3 separate regions of the Homo sapiens genome follow, and regions 1 and 2 are each linked to region 3. The links are chromatin contacts, found by Hi-C or POLR2A ChIA-PET in ENCODE. All regions are on one chromosome and are shown on one strand. Each heading gives the region's core, a stretch centred on a gene start or an enhancer-like site at or near the end of the contact. The rest is flanking DNA. Distances are from core to core; before and after follow the strand shown.

Region 1 (2,741 bases), core at 161-2,660, 250 kb before region 3:
GAGGCCCCTTTGGAGGGCTCAGCGCGCCCCCTTGGCCAAGGACGCCACACATTGAGAGCCAGCTGCTGCCAGAAGCTATTACTGTTATTACCGGCCGGCAGCACAGGCTACAGCCACAATCGTAAGAGGGAAATGGACTGAATCCCCACACCCCAATCCCTCACTCACTCCGACCCGAGGCTGTCTACCCGGCCTGGCATGTCCCGGCGCTCCTGGGGCCCCTGTACTCCGCTGGTTCCTCGCTGTGGTGTCCCGCAGCCCGACCATTTCTGTGCTTCTAGGAGCCCACCCTGGGCGGCAGGGAGGCGTTGCGTGGGGCTCACGAGTTCCACGCTGTCATCTCCACCAGCTCCTACCTCCCAGGCGCCTGCCCTCCCGCACTGTCAGGTTCTGCCTCCGCAGCATTTGGCAGATCTGAGCCCGGTCCCTGTCACCCCTCCGCGGGAGCCTCATAGTGACCCTGGAGGAGAAGCAGCAGGAGCCCACAGGCCACCGCGCTCGGCCGCGCGTGAAGTCTGTGCAGCCGCATGGTCGGCTCGCTGGTCTCGGTTCTCTGCCGACGGACACGCTGCTGTTCACCCAGAGGCTGCCCCGGGTCGGTCCAGCCGTGGATCCAGTGCCTTGCCCAGCCTCGGAGTTTGGACTGGGCAGGGAGTCGGCGGGGTGCGCTGACTTGGGCCGGGAAAGGTGGGTTGGTAGGAGAGCAGGACTGAACAGTCATAGGTGGGTGGGGATCTAGTGGTAGGCAGGCCCGGGCACGGCCACTTCCCTTCTGCCCGGGCCCCTTTGGCATCCTCAGAAGGGGCTGCGCGGCTTCTGTAGTCCTCCGCGATCCAGAGAATCCTCTCCTCAAACCTGTCGTTGTCCACAGGCCCGATGAGCGCGCTGGGGGATCGATAGGAGGGGGCAATAAACTAGAATTGGAGATCCCAAGAGGGCTTCTCTGAGGAGGTGCACGTTCAGGATCCCCACAGTTGGAGAAATGGGAAGGAACTTGATCGGGGTGAAGGAACCGCTTGAGCAAAGGCAGGGAGGCGTGACGGCGCCCTTCATTCTGGAAGCTCCTCCTTGCTTTCAGGACTCAGTTTCCTGGGTTCCCCTTCACGGCCCCTCATCTCCTTACAGTCCAGGGTCTGAGGGTCTCCGCGGTCCCCTCCCTACTCAGTCACGCCATTCTTTTGAAACGTACACGTGACCGCGGCACTTCTTAAGGAGCGCCCCCCTTTTCCTCGGTGGCTTTCAGTTTCCTCACCTCCCGCGGAGACCAGGGCCATGGTCATTTATCCTCTTGACGAACATTTCACGAGCGCCTGCCGCTCCGAGCGATGGGGACCCGGCACTCCCAGGCCTCTGTTGCAGCAGGGGAGGCAGGCGCGTCACCTGGAGGTCCCGAGACACTGGGAGCCCTGCCAGGCCAGAGGCGACCAACTGGTCTGGGAACGGGAGTGTACTATGGTCCTGTAACTATGGGCCTTACAGTGTCTGAAGCCCGGAGGTGGAGGCTGCAGTGATCTGTGATTGCACTACTGCATTCTAGCCTGGGTGACAGGACTAGACCTTGTCTCAAAAAAAAAAGGGGGAGCAGGGGGTAAATTGTAAGTTATTTCACAATAAAGCTGTTAAAAAAAGAACTATTAAGTCTAAACAGTAATCCTGGGAACTGACTTTGGGAAGGTATATTGTACATCTGCAGAACTGAAAAACATACAGAGGCATGCATGCAGCTGGTGCACAATAAACGCTTTCAGAATGTAGTGGGAACATTATGCACCAATCAGTGTTCATTGAAAGGAAAGTCTCCTCCCTCTCTCAAGTTCAAGTCATTCCAGGCTTAATATTATCCTTGTCTGCCACCTGGTGGCCAAAATGGGCAATGTGGGTGTCCTGGTCTTTCACCCCAAACTTCAAAAGGCTCTGTAATTGGACTTACGGGCCCTGGCTGGAAAGAAGGGAGACTTTCCCCATGGAAAACGGGTGCCCTGAGAGGCAAGTTGATCAGCAGTAGGGGCATAAGGGGATTATTAGGGTTTATGGGACAGAAATATAGCCTCTTAATGACAGAGAGAATATACTTTGGTGAAACCAAGAGGCCGATTGAACACAATTGGCCACCTTTGCACACTGAGATAAAATATGAGGTTTTTTGCAGAGCGGGGAAGGAGAAAAGTCTAGGGACAACAATGAGGTAAGTAGGAAAAGTAATCGTGTGGACACACATGGTGAATTTGGGGATGCTCAGGGGGTTGAAAGGTTGGCAGGGAAATTCTGAAACGTGAGAGGACATTTCCCTGGATGGAGAGGCCCCTGGTAGCCAGCGGACAGGAATCTCTTAGCAGGTGTGCTAATATCCTGTGAGTATGGGCCTTACAGTGTCTGTAGAACCACTGAGAAGAAGAGCAACCTTCAGGAGACGGGCGACTGAGGAAGCAGCTTGGCTTTCCTGGCCACTGTGCAGGAGGCCCAGGCTCAGGGGCCTATGGACAAGCCCGGTCTGGCTTCTGACAAAAGTGGGGTTAGGCACCTCTGCAGGACATCGATAGTTGGGTGGGTGGCTTGTTTTATTTTTTATTTTTGAGATAATGTCTCGTGCTGTCGCCCAGGCTGGAGTATAGTGCTGTGATCTCAGCTCACTGCAACCTCTGCCTCCCAGGTTCAAGTGATTCTCTTACCTTAGCCTCCTGAGTAGCTGGGATTACAGACACCTGCCACCACACCCGTCTAATTTTTGTATTTTAGTAGAG
Region 2 (2,700 bases), core at 25-2,524, 230 kb before region 3:
AAACTGATGCAGCAGCCAAAGAGCCTGGCCCAGGTCTCCATGACAACCTACCACAGCCCACCAGGGTCCATCCATCTGTGATGTCACCTGAGCCCCAAATGGATGCCCTCCCACCCCCACCACACTTGTCACAATCAGATGTCACAGTCTGATAGCAGGTCCCTGTCACAAAATACCTCACAGCCTGACCTGCAACCCTCAGACCCCTGAGAGATGAGCAGGGAGCTAAGACACTCCTCATGCCTTGACCACACCCTGTGTTTATGCCCCTTTTGGGTGGGGGCCTGAACCTCCAGGCCCTGGATGTGCCCTGGGTGGCTGGCTCAGCCTACAGCTAGAGGGAAGAAGGGAGACCTTGACGACTCGAAGTGGCTGGCTCCTGCTGGCATTCAACACCCATTGGCCTGGATTTCCCCAACTCTGGGCAACTTCCAGTCCAGGAGCAGAATAACCAGAGCCACGGCCAGGGCCAGGGCTGGGGCAGATTATTTATTTTTAGCAGAGTTGCTGGCAGCTGCCTGGTGGGTGCTGGGAGGTGGGATGGGGACTGAGTTTAATCCCTTCCCTCTTCTGGGCTGGGGTATCCTCCCCAGGGTTCAAGCAGGCATCTCCACCTGCAACTCTGTCAGAGCTGCCCCCACCCCCAACAGCCCTCTCAGGGCCCCCAGGGGCTCATGGGGTGACACCAACCCTCACACTGAAGGTTAGGCTCATTAGGGAGAATCTTCAACTCCAGGATGGGGAGTGGAAAGGATTTTGTGTGAATTTAGGACACCCCCTAAATTCTAGCTCAGACCTGAGCCTATGGGGAGTGGGTGTCATGGGCAGAGAAGGGGGATCTCTGTCCAGCCTGTAACTAGCTTACTTGCTAAAAGGACGAGCCGGGACTTGGGGAGAGGAAAGGGAGAATTCAGTCTCACGGGGCCAGACCGAATTCTTCTCCAGAGGGCAGTTGCTGCTTTTGGCTGATTGGGTTTACCCCGCTGCCTGCCTCCCCATCACGTACTCCCCCCGCAACCTCGCTCTCTCTCTCCTTCTCACACACACCCTCAGCTCCGGACCTCGCCTACCGGTCAGCCCCTCTATTCCCAGACAGCTACCGCTACTCCCCTGGCGGGTAGGGCGGGGTGTCGGGGATGTAAGGTCCGAGGAAGAGGGTGGGGGATTCCCCTGGTGGGGGTGGACAGACACGTCAGCCCCCGCAGCAGCGTGGACCGGGGGCGGGAGCGGGGGCGGGTGGAGGCTTAAATAGGCGGCTCTGGAGCCAGAGCCCAGTGCGGGCTGAGAAGGCGGTGGCTGCAGCAGCAGCGGCGGCGGAAACCCTAAAGTCCGAGTCCGGACTACGAGTGCGTGGCCTCCTAATCCGGATCCTAGTCCTGAGCGTGTCTGTGTGCGAGTGGGTGAGTGTCCTGGCGGAGCGGGGTCGGGGCGGCTGCAGATGGATGCGCCAGGTCCGGAGGGGTCCCGGGTGAGGGCGCCGCGACCTGGGGGCTGGGGGAGGGCTGCGGCGGGACCTCGGCCGGAGCATCCCGCCTGACTCCGGGTTGGGCAGGTGCGCCCCGGGTCCCGCCTCCCTCGCGGCTTACACGGCCACTCGGGTTCCTGATCCCCTAGACGGTCCCGGACGCGATGACCCTGAACGGCGGCGGCAGCGGAGCGGGCGGGAGCCGCGGTGGGGGCCAGGAGCGCGAGCGCCGTCGGGGCAGCACACCCTGGGGCCCCGCCCCGCCGCTGCACCGCCGCAGCATGCCGGTGGACGAGCGCGACCTGCAGGCGGCGCTGACCCCGGGTGCCCTGACGGCGGCCGCGGCCGGGACGGGGACCCAGGGTCCCAGGCTGGACTGGCCCGAGGACTCCGAGGACTCGCTCAGCTCAGGGGGCAGCGACTCAGACGAGAGCGTTTACAAGGTGCTGCTGCTGGGGGCGCCCGGCGTGGGCAAGAGCGCCCTGGCGCGCATCTTCGGCGGTGTGGAGGACGGGCCTGAAGCAGAGGCAGCAGGTGAGGGGACCCAGCTGTTCAGGGGAGGGGCGATCCCGGGGCTAGGACTAGGGGCTGAGACCGGTACTCAAAGCCGCAAATACCGTGGAATTATAGTTGTTGTTGTTGTTATTATTATTATTATTATTATTTTATTATTATTTTGAGACAGAGTTTCGCTCTTTTTCCCAGGCTGGAGTGCAGTGGCCTCGATCTAGGCTCACTGCAACCTCCGCCTTCAGGTTTCAAGGGATTCTCCTGCCTCAGCCTCCAGAGTAGCTAGGATTACAGGCGCCTGCTACCACGCCCGGCTAATATTTGTGTTTTTAGTAGAGTTGGGGTTTCACCATGTTGGCCAGGCTGGTCTGGAATTTCTGACCTCGTGATCCGCCCACCTTGGCTTCCCAAAGTGCTGGGATTACAGGCGTGAGCCACCGCACCTGGCCAATACTGTGGAATTCTATTGGCGCTTTCAGAATCATGCCTCTACCTACCCACTTCATAAATGGGGAAAGGAAAGGAGAAGGGACACCCCCCAGCCTTTGGTAGGGAAGAAATGCCCAGAGTAGAAGGCCAGGGCATAGATATGGCTACTCTGTGGGATGGGACTGGACATCCCTCCCTGCCTATCAGGGACAGGTCAGAGTTTCTAACCAGAGGGATTTCTAAGAGAGGAGCCCTAGGTGGCCAAGGTCCCCAGGGGGGGCATGTGGGTGGAGGTC
Region 3 (2,759 bases), core at 238-2,737:
AGGTGGAGGTTGCTGTAAGCAGAGATCTCACCACAGCGCTCCAGCCTGGGTGATGAGCAAGACTCTGTCTCAGAAAACACACACACAAAAAACCCCCAAACAACACACACACGCACACACAAAAATATAGATAAAAAGTAATACAGTAGAACAATTATTTAAAGTATACGAGAAGATGTGTGTAGGTTATATGTAAATACTACACCATTTTATATAAAGGATTTGAGAGCATCTTCAGATTTTGGTATTTGAGGGGGTCCTGAAAACAAGCTCCCTCTCTTGCCCCCATACAGAAGGACAACAGTATTAGAGTCACTGTCCTTCCTATCTTTGAAAAAGTTGAGGGCTGGGCATGGTCAGTCACACCTGTAATCCCAGCAATTTGGGAGGCTGAGGCAGGAGGATCCCCTGAGCCCGGGAGTTCGAGATCAGCCTGGGCAACACAGTGAGGCCCTATCTCTACAAAAATAATGATGATGAAAATAATAAATAACTTTTTTTTAAAAAAAGAAAAAGTAGGAACCTGGGCTCTGCCCACCAATGAACTGTGTGACCTTGGACAAGCTACTTCCAGTCTGCAGCCTTAGTCTCTTCTTCTGTAAAATAGAAATAACAACGATACGTTCTTCAAGCGCCTTGCTCAGTGCCTAGAACATGGCAAGCTCTCGGTATTTGTGGTTGTGGAAGGGTTCAATATCAAAGCGACACTTCTTAGTCAGTGTTTTACTTAGCTTAAAATTAGCCTTCACACTTGAATTGTAAATTGGTCCCTAATTAATGCCCTTCGGGGCAAAATCTGTGTTTAACCTTACTTTATGCGTAGACAGAGCTAGCAAAGCTTTTCAGCTGAGAGGAGAGGAACATGTCAGTCGCCTGGGTCAGGCCGGCGGGGACAACCTGCAGTGGGGCGGCTCCTCACCCTGCCCCGCCCGCCCCTGGCCTCGGAACCGGTTTGTTCCAGGCGCCCAGCGTGAGAACACAGGCACTTACCCACCTCTCGTCGGCCCAATAGTCTGAGTCAAGCCCACCCTGGCCACGCACCGTTCCCGGCACCCGGGTGGCGCAGCCCGTCTCTGTCTTTACCGAGAAGCTCCCCACCCTATGCGTCGAGGACCCCACTTTCTTCAAAGGAGAACCTGAGGCAGCGTCTGGGAAAGCAACTCCATGGCCTCCAGGTCCACCTCGACCCTTTCCTCAGCCCCAAGACCCCGCTGCCTGAACCCCATCGCCCCGCGTGCCGGGATCGCCAGCGCCCACCAGCGGCTCCCGCCCCGGCTCTAGGCGCAGGTGGGGGCGGGGCCAGGGCGGGGCCTGAGGAGCCGGCGCCCCGCCTCGCCCCGCCCCTCCCCGAGGCCCGCGGCGCCGCCGCCTCCACCTCGCTCGAGCCGCGGAGCGCCTCCGAGCGGCCGGCTGCGGCCTGGCTCCGCCTCTCCCGGCCCGGCGCGCCCGCTCCCGCCTCCTTCCCTCTCCTGGCTCCCACCTCCCTCCCTTTCCGCTGCCGAGGCGGCGGGAGCCGAGCCCGAGCGGACCGAGCCGCAGCCGCAGCCGGGCGGCGGGCGAGAGGCGGCGGCGGCGGGCGGGCCGCGGGCAGTCAGTCGGGCGGCGGCGGCGGCGGCGGCGGCGGCGATGCGGCGGCCCCGCTGAGTCCGCCCGCTCCTGGCGCCGGGAGCCAGCCGCGCGAGGCGGCCCGGGCCGGGCGGCAGCATGCGGAGCGGCGAGGAGCTGGACGGCTTCGAGGGCGAGGCCTCGAGCACCTCCATGATCTCGGGCGCCAGCAGCCCGTACCAGCCCACCACCGAGCCGGTGAGCCAGCGCCGCGGGCTGGCCGGCCTGCGCTGCGACCCCGACTACCTGCGCGGCGCGCTCGGCCGCCTCAAGGTCGCCCAAGTGGTAGGTGCCGGGCGGGGCCCCAGGTGCCCGAGGGCGGCCTAGCCGCACGCCTCCCTCCCCGCCCCGCTGCGGGGCCTCCGCCGCGTACCCGCTTGCCCAGGCCGGAGCCCGCTCCTCGCGCCCCCTCTCCCTCGTGGGGTCCCGGGACCACTCTGCAGCCTTCTCTGGGGACCCCGCCTTCGGCCAGAGCCTGCCCTTCCCAGGCCGGCAGCCTCAGGTGTGCGCCTCCTACCTGAGCACCTGCCTTCGGGCCTACCTGTCCGCTCCGCCCTCGCTCCCGGGAGTCTGTGGCGTTACTGGGCTGGGTGCTGCTGGGAATCCTGCTGTCTCCTGGGTACAGCTGGTCTTAGCAACCTGTGGCAGGTTTTCCCGGCCCGCGCAACCTCCGGACGGTGCCTGTTTCTGCCTGCGGAGACGAGGGACTGTGGTTTGGTTCCCACTTGATGTCTAGCTGGGTGCCAGGCGTATATGGTAGGCGCTTAGTAAGTATTTGCTGGATGGAGGCAGGTAGCCCTGATGCAGTGGAGGAGCCCAGATATGCCCACAATTCTCTACACTGCAGAGGTTTGTGTCCTTCTAACCAAGAAGACAGACTTGGCATCCCGGAATCCACCGCCCAGCACGGTGGCTGGCACTGCCCAATTGGTACCCAGAGTTAAATCTGGGAGGGCAGCCAGTTTTGGAGGTAGCAGAAACAGAGAACTTTCTGTTGGACTTGTCTGTAGTAGAGCTCATTTCTCAGGGTCCTGTGTTTTAGCTTCCAGGGTGTTCTGGGCAGGGGCCTCTCAGCTCTGTTCCTGCTTTGTGGTTTTGTAACATGCCTCTGCGGGCAATTGCTTAGCTCTGTTGTGGGCATGCTCTAATTCAGA

The links. Hi-C counts contacts between places; a loop is a spot of excess contacts on that map. ChIA-PET counts read pairs that join two places held with the same protein, here RNA polymerase II (POLR2A). Pooled maps may share reads with other maps.
Region 1: a loop to region 3 is called in a map of CD8-positive, alpha-beta T cell, with 19 times the contacts of the local background. The contact joins the enhancer-like site here to the promoter of CMTM4 in region 3. A Hi-C loop is called at or near these places in 1 of 168 maps with a recorded cell type or tissue (CD8-positive, alpha-beta T cell) and 6 of 50 pooled maps. POLR2A ChIA-PET finds 5 or more read pairs at or near these places in 1 of 52 experiments (activated T-cell).
Region 2: a map of ascending aorta shows a loop between it and region 3 (4-fold over the local background). The contact joins the promoter of RRAD here to the promoter of CMTM4 in region 3. A Hi-C loop is called at or near these places in 1 of 168 maps with a recorded cell type or tissue (ascending aorta) and 7 of 50 pooled maps. POLR2A ChIA-PET finds 5 or more read pairs at or near these places in 1 of 52 experiments (activated T-cell).

What each region holds. Positions count from the first base shown.
Region 1 is chr16:66,946,472-66,949,212 of GRCh38, reverse strand. LOC107984881 (a long non-coding RNA gene) reads left to right here. Exons shown (of 4, transcript XR_007065090.1): 4 at 282-333. Among named protein-coding and RNA genes, the nearest start is that of CES2, 12 kb to the right of the region's middle. Within about 2 kb of position 1,410, at least 7 of the 41 ENCODE cell types and tissues checked have a DNase peak (open chromatin) inside an H3K27ac peak, as active enhancers do.
Region 2 is chr16:66,924,109-66,926,808 of GRCh38, reverse strand. It overlaps RRAD (RRAD, Ras related glycolysis inhibitor and calcium channel regulator), which reads left to right and starts at 1,274. Exons shown (of 5, transcript NM_004165.3): 1 at 1,274-1,400; 2 at 1,615-1,999. The coding sequence starts at 1,630. RefSeq lists silencers at 1,280-1,339, 1,470-1,909.
Region 3 is chr16:66,695,471-66,698,229 of GRCh38, reverse strand. It overlaps CMTM4 (CKLF like MARVEL transmembrane domain containing 4), which reads left to right and starts at 1,487. Exons shown (of 4, transcript NM_181521.3): 1 at 1,487-1,890. The coding sequence starts at 1,705. RefSeq lists silencers at 845-924, 955-1,014, 1,255-1,594, 1,685-1,974 and an enhancer at 1,445-2,284.